Linked DNA regions of Homo sapiens: region 1 is linked to region 2. A link is an interaction called in ENCODE POLR2A ChIA-PET data of the cell type or tissue named here. Cell type or tissue: Panc1. All regions are shown on one strand. Each heading gives the region's core, and the rest is flanking DNA. Links, peaks and the distances in the headings are about the cores only. Region 1 overlaps RERE (arginine-glutamic acid dipeptide repeats). Region 2 overlaps RERE (arginine-glutamic acid dipeptide repeats).

Region 1 (7,304 bases), core at 2,595-5,094, 250 kb after region 2:
CTGCACCTGGCCTTTTTTTAAGTTTTATTTTTTTTGTAGAGACATCGTCTTACTTTGTTGCCAGGGCTGATTTCAAACTCCTGGTCTTAAGTAATCCTCCTGTCTCAGACTCCCAAAGTGCTAGGATTACAGGCATGGGCCACCATGTCTGGCCAGTTGTTCTCTGTATAAAAGCTTTGTGAAAAAAATCCTGCTTTCATAACTGTGCTATCAGTTGAATTTTGAATAATGAAGATCTTGCCATATTTAATTAAATGTCTATTTTTGGCACTTTCTTGAATGTATATGATTTATTCCCCTTTTTATTCCAAACTCTCTTAAGAATTCTGTAGACCATACTTCAGTATAGAAATCATTTTGGCTACTTTTGCCCATGGTTCTTTGTGGCAAGCTCCTTCTGAAGGTTTTGTTAGCACTCCCAGAGATTTTTTTGTTGTACAATTTTTCATTTTTATGACACTGAAACTCTTCAGACTAGCCTGACATGGCTCAGGTGTCTTAGGTTATGTGTACATATTTTGTGATGAATTGAAAAGTTATGTGCTGTTTTAATTTTTGTACTTCACTGTTGAACTGACTCCGAAAACTTCAGTTGCAAGCATTTTCCTAATGAAAAATGAATGAAAATATCCTGTGAGAGAAGTTACTGGGATTTTTTACTTCCCTAGAGTAATAGAAGATTTGAGCTGTGTTAAGTAATAAGTTAAAAAGATATATACATTGTTGTGTGGAAAGCATTTATTGTTTTCTTAGAGTATAGCATAGATTTAAAACAAGGTTAGGCATTTATCAGTTTAGAAGAAACCTGTGAGTAATTAGTGTATATTTCCTGCTTCCTAGGGCAACATAGAACTTAAATGAAATAGGCTATATGGCCACATTAAAGTGTGTTGAACATCCAGTAGGAGTATTTAAATACGAGTAAATTTAAATAAATCGTTTCATTTTTAAAACTGCAATTGGTTTAGAAAATTTTTGAGCTGTCAGTTCTTTTTTGTTTGTTTGTTTGTTTGAGGCAGGATCTTGCTCTGTTGCCCAGGCTGGAGTGCAGTGGTGGATCACGGCTCACTGCAGCCTTGACCTCCTGGGCTCAAGCAGTCCTCCCACCTCAGCCTCCAGAGTAGCTGGTACCATAGGTGTGCACTACCATGCCCAGCTGTTTTTCTTGTTTTGTTTTGTTTTTTGTTTTTGTTTTGAGATGGAGTTTTGCTCTTGTTGCCCAGGCTGGAGTGCAATGGCGCAATCTTGGCTCACCACAACCTCCCAGGTTCAAGCGATTCTCCTGCCTCAGCCTTCCGAGTAGCTGGGATTGCAGGCATGTGCCACCAAACCCGGCTAATTTTGTATTTTTAGTAGAGACAGGGTTTCGCCATGTTGGTCAGGCTGGTCTCGAACTCCCGATCTCAGGTGATTCACCTGCCTTGGCCTCCCAAAGTTCTGGGATTACAGGCGTGAGCCACTGCGCCTGGCCCAGCTGGTTATTTTTACTTGCAGAGATGATGTCTCACAATGTTGCCCAGAGCTATCAGTTCTTTATGACAATTATGTGGACCTATTTTTGAATCTAAGCTCTTAGATTACTTATTTTTATTCTGTTTTTTCTTCATTATTAACAAAAGAGATTGCTAGTGTGTAATTTTTGAAACAACTTATTGAGGTAAGATTTATGTATAATAAACTGCTCTGTTTCAAAGTAAAAAATTTGAGGGTTTTCAGATATATAAATCTGTGAAACTACTTATAAATCTGTGAAACTACTATAATGTCAAGATACAAAACATTTCCAACACCCCCAAAAGTTGCCTCATGGCCTCTTATAATCATTTTCTGCTTCCAGCCTCAGATAGCCATTGAAGTATCGTGTTTTCAATGTTTTTTTTATTTTTTTAAAATCATTTTGGAGTAGTTTGCATTTCGCGGAATGTTACAGGAATGGAATCATATTGTGTGACTTCTTTGGGCATAAGGATTTTGAGAGCCAGTTGTGTTTCATGTATCGATAGTTCATCCCCTTTTTATTGATAAGTATTCCCTTGTATGGATATGCATATTCACAATTTTTTCATATTCTTTAACCTTGTTAAACAACATTCTGGTTGTTTATAAGCTTTTGGCCATTATAAATAAAAGTTTTTTCAACATTGTTGTATGAGTCTTTATGTTGACATTTATCTTCAGTTCTCTCAGGTAAATACTTGGAGTGGCAGGATTGTTTGTACGTAGGAAGCTCTCTCAGAAACTGTCAAACAGGTTTCTTTTCTTTTCTTTTCTTTTTTTTTTTTTTTTGAGATGTTGCCCAGGCTGGAGTGCAGTGGTGCGATCTCGGCTCACTGCAACCTCCTCCTCCCAGGTTTAAGCAGTTCTCCTGCCTCAGCCTCCTGAGTAGCTACAGGCATGTGCCACCACGTCCAGCTAATTTTTTTGTATTTTTCGTAGAGACAGGATTTCACCACGTTGGCCAGGATGGTCTTGACCTCTTGACCTCGTGATCCGCCCGCCTTGGCCTCCCAAAGTGCTGGGATTACAGGCGTGAGCCACTGCGCCTGTTCTGTCAAACAGGTTTTTTTTTTTTTTTTGAGACAGAGTCTCGCTCTGTCGCCCAGGCTAGAGTGCAGTGAGTGGTGCGATCTACGCTTACTGCGAGCTCTGCCTCCCGGGTTCACGCCATTCTTCTGCCTCAGCCTCCCGAGTAGCTGGGACTACAGGCACTCGCCACCACGCCTGGCTAATTTTTTGTATTTTTAGTAGAGATGGGGTTTCACTGTGTTAGCCAGGATGATCTCGATCTCCTGACCTCGTGATCCTCCCACCTGGGCCTCCCGAAGTGCTGAGATTACAGGCGTGAGCCACTGCGCCCGGCCTACAGGTTTCTAAAGTGGTTCCAATTTAGATTCCCATCAGTAGTGTGTTATAATTTTACGTCTTTAGCATCTTCACCAAGACTTGGTGTTGTCAGTTATTTTTTTTTAAATTTTATCCATTTTAATGGATGTGTAGTCTGGTATCTCATTGAGGTTTTATTGGAATTTCCTAATTTAATAGGGTTGAGCATCTTTTCCTGTTTTATTGCCCATTTGTTTATCTTTTTTTGTGAAGCCTCTGTTCAAATAGTTTGTTTACTTAAAAAAATTTGTTTTACAATTTAGTTATAAGGATTGTTTGTTAATATTTCAGGTAGAAGTCCTTTGATATATGTATTGGGAATTATTTGTCCCATACCATGACTTTTTTTCATTCTTTTAAAAAAATTTTTTTTTCCTTTTTCTTTTTTTTTTTAAGTCTCACTTTGTCACCAAGGCTGGAGTACAGTAGAGTGATTATAGCTCACTGTAACCTCAAACTCCTGAGCTCAAGCAATCCTCCTGCCTCAACCTCCTGAGTACCTGGGACTACAGGCTACTACACCTGTCTAATTTTTTTTAGAGTTTTTGTTTGTTTGTTTGTTTCTTCTAGTGACAGGGCCTCACTATGTTTCCCAGGCTGGTCTAGAATGCCTGGCCTCAAGTGATCTTCCCACTTCAGCTTCCCAAAATGCCGGGATTAAGACATGAGCCACCGCACCTGGCCTGACTTTTTTTCCTTAATGTTGACTTTAATATATAGTTATGCTGAAGCTTAATAAGTCATTATTTTCCTTTTATGGTACTATCTCTGATTACTCCAAGATTACAAAGATTGTTTCTGTGCTTTATTCTAGAAGTTTTACTTCTTACATTTAGGTCTTTGATTCATTTTGAATTGTGATGCGTTAATTATGGAGTGAAAATTGATTTTCTTCCACACAGATACCTGTTGTTTGAACAATATTGGTTGGAAAAACTTTTCTCATTTGACTGCCTTGACATTGTTATTGAAAATCAGCTGCTTTTTTATGTTTGGATCTTTTTCTGGATTCTATTCTGTCTCATTGATCGTTATTAGGGCCTCTGTGTTTTGAATACTGTAGCTATATAGGAAGTCTTGACCTCAGGGGTGTCTTTCTGCTTTAAATGTGATTTTAAAGATTGCTTTGGCTATTTGAGGTAATTTCCATTTCCATGTAAATTTTAGAATCAGCCTTCCAGTTTCTAATTTTTAAAAAGTCTTGCAGGCGCAGTGGCTCACACCTATAATCCCAGCACTTTGGGAGGCCGAGGTGAGCGGATCGCCTGAGGTCAGGAGTTTGAGACCAGCCTGGCCAACATGGTGAAACCTCGTCTCTACTAAAAATATAAAAATTAGCCGGGCATGGTGGCACGTGCGTGTAATCTCAGCTATTCAGGAGGCTGAGGCAGGAGAATCACTTGAACCCGGGAGGCGGAGGTTACAGTCAGCCGAAACCGTGCCATTGCATTCTAGCCTGGGCAACAAGAGTGAAACTCTGTCTCAAAAAAATAATAATAATAAAAAATAAAAAGTCTGATGGAATTTTAATTGGGATTCTATTGAATTTATGGATCAGTTTGGGAAATACTGACATCCTAACAATATTGGATCTTCTAATCCATAAATACGATATTTCTCTATTTTTAAAGAAGTTGTCTTTGATTTTTTTTTTTTTTTTGATTAAAAAAAATTTAAAGAGGTCTTGCTATGTTGTTCAGTCTGGGCTTGAAGTCCTTGGCTCACGTGATCTCCTGCTTCAGCCTCCTGAGTAGCTGGGACTACAAGTGCATGCCACCATGCCCCGCTTTCTTTTACTTCTTACAATAAGATTTTTTGGGAATACAGATCTTACAACATTTTGTTAAATTTACTCCTAAGTATTTCCTGTTTGAGGATTCTGTTGTAACTAAAATTTTAATTTCTAAATGGTCTTCGATAGCATAGAAACACAATCAGTTTTTATATGTTGGCTTTTTTTGGTCCTGCTAAACATGTCGTGTGCAAATATAGTTTTACCTCTTCCTTTATGATCTATGTGTTTTATTTCTTTTTTGTGCTTTATTGCACTTCCTTGAACCTCTGCTATAATACTGAATAGAAGTGATGAGAGTGGACATTATCTTTCTAATCTTAGAAAGTTTTCAGTCATTTACTATTAAGTACAATGCAGTTTTTGTTGTATTTGTTTGTTTTGAGAAAGGGTCTATTGCCCAGGCTGGAGTGCAGTGTAGCAATCTTGAATCACTGCAGCCTTGACCTCCCAGACTCAAGTAATCCTCCTGTCTGAGCCTCCCAAGTAGCTAAGACTACAGGGTACACCATCATGCCCAGCTAATTGTAAAATTTTTTGTAGTGACGGGGTCTCACTATGTTGCCCAGCCTGGTCTCGAACTCCTGGGCCCAAGTGATCCTCCTCAGCTTCCCCAAATGCTGAGATTATAGGTGTAAGCCACTGCACCTGGCCTTTCTTTGTTTTTTTAATCAAGTTAGAATGATCTCTTATATATCCAGGTTGTTGAGTTTTTATTGTGAATGGGCATTGAATTTTGTCAGTTGCTTTGTTTTTCCTTCTGCATCTAATGAGATTATTATATGATTGTTATTCTTTATTTTGTTAATATAGTGAATTACATTGATTTCAAATATGAAGGAACTGTTTGTTCCTAGGATGAATCCTGCTTGGTCACTACGTACTATTGGATTCAATTTGCTAATAATTTGTTAAGGAATTTTACATTTGTGATCATGAGAGATACTGAGTTGTAGTCTTCCTTCTTTGTAATAAGGAGTTTGGTAATAAGAACTTTGGTTTTCATATCAGAGTAATACTCCCTCAAAAAATTAGTTGGGAAATCGTTCTTCCTGTTCTGTTTTCTTAAGATGTTTATGAAAGATTGATATTACTTTCTACATCAAATGTTTGCCAGAATTCACAGTTTAGCCATCTAAATTTTTTTATATAGAAAGTGCTTTTTTTCTTTTCTTTCTTTTCTTTTTTTTTTTTTTTTTAAGATGGACTCCACGTTGCCAAGGCTGGTAATTTGTTTCCTCTTGATCAATATAAAGACGTTTCAACATTATTGATCTCTTTAGAGTTTGGTTTTATTATTTTTTCCCGTTTGTTTTATATTTCATTGGTTTCTGTTCGTTATTAATTTTTTTCTACCTATTTGGGGTTTAATTTGATCATTTTCCTCCTAGCTTTCTAAAGTGGGATGTTAAATAGCTGATTTTACCACAAATTTTGATTTGTTGTGATCTATTATTCTGTTCAAAAATGTTTTGAATTTTTTGGTGATTTCTTTGACCCATGAATTATTTAGTACTAAATTCCTTAATTTCCAGATACTTGGGGCTTCTCTAAGTTTTATTTTTTGGAATGTTATTGATTTCTAATTTAATTTAATTCAGTGGTCAAAGAGTACTCAGTAACATTTCAGTATTTTGAAATCTTTTGAGCCTTGTTTCTTGGCTGAGCATGTGATGTGTCTTGGTTCATGTTTCATGTGTACTTGCCATCAACTTGCTCTCTGTAGTTACTGGGTGTGCTGTTATGCAGTGTCAGTGGTTGACGTTAGTATTCATATCTTCTCTTATACTAATTTTTTTTATCACCTAGTTGTATGTTACTGAGAGACATGTATGAAAGTCTTCAATAGTGATTGTAGGCCAGGCGCGGTGGCTTACGCCTGTAATTCCAGCACTTTGGGAGGCCGAGGTGGGCGGGTCACAAGGTCAAGAGATCGAGAACATCCTGGCCAATGTGGTGAAACCCCGTCTCTACTAAAAATAGAAAAATTAGCCGGGTGTGGTGGCGCACACCTGTAGTCCCAGCTACTCAGGGAGCCTGAGGCAGGAGAATTGCTTGAATCTGGGAGGCGGAGATTGCAGTGAGCCAAGATCGCGCCACTGCACTCCAGCCTGCCAATAGAGCGAGACTCCATCTCCAAAAAAAAAAAAAAAAAAAAGTGATTGTAGAGTTGGTTGTTTCTCCTTTTGATTCTGTTAATTTTTGCTTCATATATTTGAAGTTGGTTATTAGACACATGAACACTTAAAATATTTGTGTCTTTCTCTGTCTTTTGACCCTTTTACCTTTCTGCTGTAACCTTTTTTGTGTCTACTAATATTCTTTGTCTTGAAGTCTGTTTTGTCTAATGTTAATACAGCCACTCTAGTTTTCTTATGCTTGTTGTCTGCATGGTACATCTCTTTACAACTTCTTACTTTGAATCTTGTTTTTTCTTTGTATTTAAGGTAACATCTCCTGTATTCTTTAGTTGTTTCATGCCTTTTTATCTAGTTTGGCAAGCTCTGCCTTTTGTTTGGAGTGTTGAGTCTGTTTTAATTTAATGAAGATGGTTTTCAGGTTATATAAAACTTTAGCCGTATGTCTTTTTTTTGAGACAGAGTTTCGCTGTTGTTCCCCAGGCTGGAGT
Region 2 (7,304 bases), core at 3,182-5,681:
TTTCCATTTTAGACTATGGGCATTTGTCTCCATTATCCTGTACATACTATTTATTCCATCTTAATAGATTTAAGAAGTCTTTTTGTATGGGGAACATATATTTTATTTGTCTCTTACCACAAAATGCAGTGTAGAACTTTGTACGTTTTAGCTTACTGACTTCTGTTAACTGATTAACACCTCTATTTCTGTGTTTTCTTATTTTATCGCTAAAGTTTGAAGGTCATCTCTTTTAGACCATATTATGAGCTATTTAGATCAGTTCTGTCTTTCCTATTGTTTTAATGGCCAAATGGCACACTGGTTGGTATACTTTTTCTATCAAAATTACCTGATTGAGAATGTACCCATCAGTTACATTGCTGTGTATGTTTTAGATAGTAGGCGTGTTTAAGAATGCAGCTAATACAGTGTTTGTGAAGAGTTGTATTATTAGAGGGCATGTATGTGGAAAAACAAAGGTGAAACGGAATTCTCCCTGTGGTTAGTGTGACCCTCATAATGTTATAAGTGGTGTGGTGTAAATCGTTACTACCCACATATGGAACTTAAGCAGTTTACATTTTCTACATCAGGGTTTTCCATTGCTTTAGCAGGACATAGAATTCCTTGCTTTTTGTTAAAACGTACGTGAGCACCCAGGGGCAGCCTTAATGATTTTTGGGTGTAGTTGGAATAACAATTTCATTTTGAAAAGTCCTTTGGGCTTTAAGTTAAATGAAAGGGAATCATCTCTTAAAAGTATGTCCACTCCCACTTTGAGAGCTTTTCATTTCACAGCATCAGTATTAAGATTAATTTCTGGGACTGTCTATTTTCTTTCATTCAACCACTATTTATTGAGCACCTACTGTGCTTCAACACACAGTTCTAAGTGCTGAGGAAGCAGCAGCAAGTGAAACAAACCCAAATATTCCTTAATTCATGGAGAAAATATTCTAGTGGGAGAAAACAGACAGTAATATACAAATAAGTAAAGATTTGATGGTGAAAAGTGCTCTGGAGAAAAGTCAAGCAGGCACAGGGGAAATGGCAAGCTGAGATTTGGCTGAGGGAGTAAGTGGTCATGGTGGGCCTAAAGAATAACTGGGGAAAGGTGACATTTTAGCAAATAAGTGAGGGACTGAGCCCTGTAGAAGTAAAGGAAAGATCAGTCTTGGTAGAGAGAATATCCCCAAGGCCCTTGTTAAGTTTCATTTTATTGACAAGATTTTCTTGATCAGACTATGCATGTCTATACTGAGACATGTTATAGAAGATGAAATATATATCAGTTGGAATAAAAATAGTTTAAAAATGGCCAAGTGTGGCTGGGTGCGGTGGTTCACGCCTGTAATCCCAGCACTTTGGGAGGCCGAGGATTCCTTGGGGCCAGGAGTTTGGGACCAGCCTGGCCAACATGGTGAAACCCCGTCTCTACTAAAAAAAAAAAAAAAAAAAAATTAGCCTGTAGTCCCAGCTACTCGGGAGGCTGAGGTGGGAGGATTGCTTGAGCCTGGGAGGCAGTGGTTTCAGTAAGCCCAAATTCTACTACTGCATTCCAGCCTGGATGACAGAGTGAGACTTTGTCTCAAAAAAAAGAAGATAGGACTACAGGCACGCGCCCCTGTACCTGGCTAATTTTTAAAATTTTTTTGTAGAGATGGGGTCTTGCCTTGTTGCCCAGGTTGGTCTCAAACTCCTGGCCTCAAGCAGTCTTCCCATGTTAGCCTCCCAAAGTGCTGGGATTATAGGTGTGAGCCACTGTGCCCAGCTCGAATAGACTGCATACTTATTATGTCTTTTTTTAAACAAGTGTGTAATAAACTCACACACTTTTAAATTCTATAATACAGTTGTCCACAATATGTCTCGAGGATTAAACAATGATTGAGTTGCTGAAATAACGTCTGTTTGTATCCTAAGTTTTTCCCCCCTTTAGACTGTGAGAATGATATAAATAAGCAATAACAACAAAAAAGCTTAAATCTTCAAGATTATACTTTTTTTTTTTTTTTTTTTGAGACAGGATCTCACTCTGTCACCCAGGCTGGAATGTAGTGGCATGATCACAGCTCAGTGTAGCCTCAACCTCCCAGGTTCAGGTGATCCTCCCACCTCAGCCTCTTGAGTAGCTGGGACTACAGGGATACCCCATCACGCCTGGCTAATTTTTAACCATCATGCCTGGCTAATTTTAGCCTTCATGCCTGGCTAATTTTTGTAAGTTTTGTAGAGACAGGGTTTTGCCATGTTGCCTAGGCTGGTCTTGAACTCCTGGGCTTGAGTGATCTGCCTGCCTCGGCCTCCCAAAGCGCTGGGATCGCAGGTGTGAGCCAGCACTGCTGGTGGTTGTACTTTGTGTATTTTAGTGCTTTGGCTTGTGTGAGTTCTAGTCCTGAATATATTTCCCTTGGCCATTGAGTGGATGAGATTGCTACTCACTATTACGGATTTGGCTAAATTTCCTCCCAGAGTGTCAGAGTAACTTTATATACCGATTCAGCTCTACAATCTTTGCTCCATATATCCCTGAGCAAATTCCTGGAGTTAGCCAGAGAGATATTCCCTTTGGGAGTGTCAGAGAGGACCTAGTTTTTATTTCATATGGGTCAGAGTGCTTTAGAAGACTGTTTGCATTGCATAATGACTCTAGAACTGTGGTTGGGTAAACAAGTTACTGAAAACAAATAGGATGTATTGATTTTCTACCATAGAAGCATGGTGTGCAATGGAATGTCATGTTGTAATATTTGATTTTCATTATTGGGTGTAAATAAACAGAATCCTTTGATATATACATACTACACTGGGATGGCACTGTTCACCTTGAAAACTAACAGTCTTTTTCCTCATCTGCATACAATATACTGAAATCATATAAATTCATATTGCCAGCTGGTTGAATTAGTTCTTTTTCTTTTGAGGAATAGACTTTATATTTTACTGTATCTTAATTGTTAGGCATGAGACAAAGGCATTGTCTCCTTATCCTTAGAGTTATATATGTGTAATAATTTTATTGCATGTACACTGATCAACATATCAGATATAATCTCAAAGCCAAAATTTTCTCCTTTTAAGTTGTTATTTGCTTCATAAAATGCTTCCCCTTATATTAGTCTGTTCTTGCTGCTATAAAGAACTGTCTAAGACTGGGTAATTTATAAAGGAAATAGGTTTAATTGACTCACAGTTCCACAATGCTGGGGAGGCCCCAGGAAACTTACAATCATGGTGGAAGGTGAAGGGAAAGCAAGGCATCTTCTTCACAGGGTGGCAGGACAGAGTGAGTGCTGAGCGAAGTGGGGAAGAGCTTCTTATAAAACCATCAGATCGGATCTTATGAGAACTCACTGACCATCACGAGAACAGCATGGGAGAAACCGGCTCCACGATTCAGTTACCTCCACCTGGTCTCTCTCTTGACATGTGGGGATTATGAGGATTATGGGGTTTACAATTCAAGATGAGATTTGGGTGGGGACACAATGCCTAACCATGTCACCCCCCTTCATTCAACATCCATTAACTGAGCTGATACTGAGTGTCTGCTTTGTTCTAGACATCTTGCTAACTCTTTGGGATTCAGTGATGAAGAAATTTTTCTTGCCTTCATAGAGGTAAAAGTATGAATGATGAGAGTTAGTTAATAAGGAATTATGGTCATGTGCTGTGTAAAGAAATTCTGGGCAATGGTGGACCACACCAAATATATGACAGTGGTTCCATGAGATTATAATGGAGGCGAAAATTTCCTGTTGCTTAGTTACATTGTATGTGGTATAAGGTTGTAGCCCAGTATATTACTCATGTGTGTGGTGATGCTGGTGTAAGCAGACCTAATATGCTGCCGGTTATATGAAATATAGCACATTCAATCGTGGACAGTACGTAATACTTGATAGTGATTATAAATGATTGTTTTACTGGTTTATGTATTTACTATAGTGTACTTTTTATCATTATTTTAGAGTGTACGTCCTCTACTTACATATAAAATAATTCACTGTAAAATAGCCTCCAGCTATTCTGGAAGAGGTATTCCAGAAGAAGGCATTGTTATTGTAGGAGATGACAGCTCCATGTATGTTATTGACCCTGGAGACCTTCCATTGGTCCAACATGTGGCGGTGCAAGAGCAGCAGTGATGATCCTCACCCTGTGTATGCCTAGGCTAATGTGTGTGTGTTAGTTTTCAACAAAAACATTAAAAAAGTTAAAAAATTTAAAAATAGAATAAAGCTTATAAAATAAGATTATACAAATAAAATATCTTTGTAGAGCTGCACAATGTATTCGTGTTGTGTTTTAAGCTGAGTTGTTAAGAGTCAAAAAGTTTTAAAAATGGTTTATAAAGTAAAAAAGTTACAGTAAACTAAGGCTGATTTGTTATTGAAGAAAAAATAATATTTAAAAGAGGAATTTAGTGTAACCTAAGCACACAGTGTTTATAAAGTTCACAGTGGTGTATAGTAATGTCCTAGGCCTTCACATTTACTCACCACTGACTCACTGACTCACCCAGAGCAACTTCCAGTGAGCTCCATTCATGGGGTAAGTGCCCTAGACAGATGTACCATTGTGTTACAGTTGTTTACAGTATTCAGTGCTGTAACATGCTATACAGTTTTGTAGTCTAGGAGCAGTAGGCTATAGGGTATCATCTAGGCTTGTGTAACTACACTCTATCATGTTCACACAAGGATGAACATATATCCATTGTTAAGCAACATGTGATTGTACAATAATGTGTGGTAAGTGTTCTTAGTGGGGAAGAAGAGGATTCTTTTGGGTGTACTTAGCAGGGGCAAGTAACTTGGAGCAAGAGAGTTGAGAGCTGAAGAATGATGAAGAATCAGCTAACCAAAAAGTGGATATGGCAATAGGGGAAAGAAGGAAGGCTGTTCTGGGCAGAGGAAACCCATGTGCAGTGGCCCAGAGGCAAAACAGAATAAAAAAAGCAAGCAAGTAAAACTGGACGGGGGGATTAACACTATTATTAACAATAATATATTATTTATTATATAATATAATTAATTAATATATCAGTATTATTAACATTAATCATAATGGAGTGAAGTGGATGGAGTGAAGTAGATGGATTCAATAAATACTTAGAAGGTAGGACCTGTGGGACTTGATGACTGGAGGAAAAATCAAGGATGCCTCTAGGTTTTGGGCTTAGACAACTGATAGATGATTGTGTGCTTGTGTCAGTTATTGATTTATTGCTTCTCACCTCGAAGTATGTCCTTCATTGCTTGCTCTGTGAAAATGAATCTGGGCCTTTTGCTTTTCCTCCGCCAGCTGGCACGATGTTTAGTTTTGTCAGTAGAGGGTGCTGGAGAGACATTGAGGAGGAAAGAGATTTACTTGCTGGTTCCAAGAGAGGCCAGTGTGGCACATGGTGTTTCTTCAGTGCTCAGGCATTTGCAGCTCTTAGTGACCAGCAGCTCTCCTGCTGCCCAGGTAGCAGAGTACGTCCACTGAGACACTCTCCCACAAACAACTTTCCTTGGCATTCTAGAGGACTGATTTCTGGCAAATTTCACAGAGTGGATTGCCTGAAGTTCTGTCAGGTATGAGCCCCCTCCAGCAAGGTCTGGATCTCAGCCCTAGAGTTGGGGGAACTCTTTCTTGGGTGCTCTGTCTCAGCCTTAAGGGTGGTGGCAATTATATGTTGTGTTACATAATATTATATTTGCTACTATATTTTATGTCAGCTATTGCTGTGTTCTTTCAAGGTCTTATTTGCCAACTTCTCATTAATCTTTTGTTATAGTTAATGATTTTTTATCTTCCCTTGTTCAAATTACCATGTAGTTTCTTTCTCCTGATTGGACTTAGGCTATGACTGGACATAGAGTGTTCTGTTAGAATCATAAAGAGAGAGCATATTTGGGGAGAGAGATGGACAGAGTTTGGGACATGACCAATTTTAAGTGCAGAACACTCAGATATCCAAGTGCCTGTCCTATATGGGTTTGGAATGAGCTCCAAAGACCTGGATTGGAGATTGCCCAGGAAGAGTGTGAGGAACAAGATGACAGTATGGTCAGGATAGAGTCCTGTAGGTTACAGCCTGTTCACATGAAAAGGAACCTCCTAAGGAGGCTGGGGAAGACTGATTGGAGGGATACTATAGTTTATTATTATATTATTCATATGGTTTTTGTGAAGGTGAAATGAGTTGATATTATATAAAGCACTGAGCATAGTGTCTGGCACGTAAGTCCTTAGTAAATGGGACTACTGACTGTGCTGTTGTCTGCTGGGCAATGTGGTGGGTGTCAGGGATAGAGGATGACCAGGGCTGCAGGCTCTGCCTTGAGGGGTGGGGAATGGGAAGAGGCTTGTTAAGTGTGTTATAGTGAGTGGTAGGTGTCAGAAAGGCGTGAATAGGCTGGGTGTGGTGGCTCATGCCTGTAATCCCAGCACTTTGGGAGGCTGAGGCAGGAGGATTGTTTGAGGTCAGGAGTTTGAGACCAGCCCAGGAGAATCACTTGAACCAGGGAGGCAGAGGTTGCAGTGAGCCAAGTTCACACCACTGCACTCCAGCCTGAGTGACAGAGCGAGACTCCATCTCAAAAAAATAAAAAAAAAGAACAACAACAAAAGAAAGGCACGAATAAAGCTCCAAAAACTTCTGCCTTGGGGATTCTGATCAGGGGCCACAGAGGAGGTAAAGGCTCAGCTGGATCTTGGAGGAGAGGTGTAGGTTTGCCCCGTGAAGAGAGGGCAGGGAAGGTCTTCTGAACAGAGGCAACAGCGTTAGCAGAGGAGGGAGAGTGCTTGACAGCCCAGTCCCACAGCGGGGTCATGGTTTGCCTCTTGACTTAGGGGTGGGACAAAAATTGGACACACTTTCTGAATAGCTGTTTATTCTGCATCCTTATATTCCACAGTGTGCTTTGTTCTCATAACTAGATTTATAATTTATTTAGTGAGTTTTAAAATTTCTGCAGGACATTTGCTAGTTAACAATCTAAAATGATTTAAAACTTTGATTTATGCTAACATTTTGCTTAAGCTTTCATTGAGTGTGAAATTGGAGTGTGTAGGCTGAAATCTTTAAGAGGGGAAAGTTGAAATGTACTGCGTGCTGTGCCACTTCATTGAGTTTTACTCTCTGGATGAAAACATTTTTTTCCAGCCACGTGTGGTGGCTCACACCTGTTATCTTAGCACTTTGGGAGGCCAAGGCAGGAGGATCACTTGAGCCCAGGAGTTGGAGACCAGCCTAGGCAACATAGGGAAATCCTGTCTCTACAAAAAGAGTTTAAAAAGTTAAAAAAAAAAAAAATTCTGCTTCCTGAACATTG

What was found. Peaks named below come from ENCODE experiments on the same cell type or tissue, not always from the same donor. Only the 100,000 strongest peaks of a DNase experiment are listed, where the experiment ranks them.
Region 1: POLR2A ChIA-PET joins it to region 2 with 9 read pairs; 3 of 35 experiments call an interaction of 5 or more read pairs at or near these places.

What each region holds. Positions count from the first base shown.
Region 1 is chr1:8,485,326-8,492,629 of GRCh38, reverse strand. The region is part of intron 10 of RERE (arginine-glutamic acid dipeptide repeats); the gene reads left to right. Among named protein-coding and RNA genes, the nearest start is that of SNORD128, 5.9 kb to the left of the region's middle. In Panc1, for the core only: no CTCF peak of the experiment used is centred there; no DNase peak of the experiment used is centred there.
Region 2 is chr1:8,737,565-8,744,868 of GRCh38, reverse strand. All of the region lies in intron 1 of RERE (arginine-glutamic acid dipeptide repeats), which reads left to right. Among named protein-coding and RNA genes, the nearest start is that of RERE, 76 kb to the left of the region's middle. In Panc1, for the core only: a CTCF peak has its summit at 5,326 (motif pointing right); a DNase peak (open chromatin) is centred at 4,561.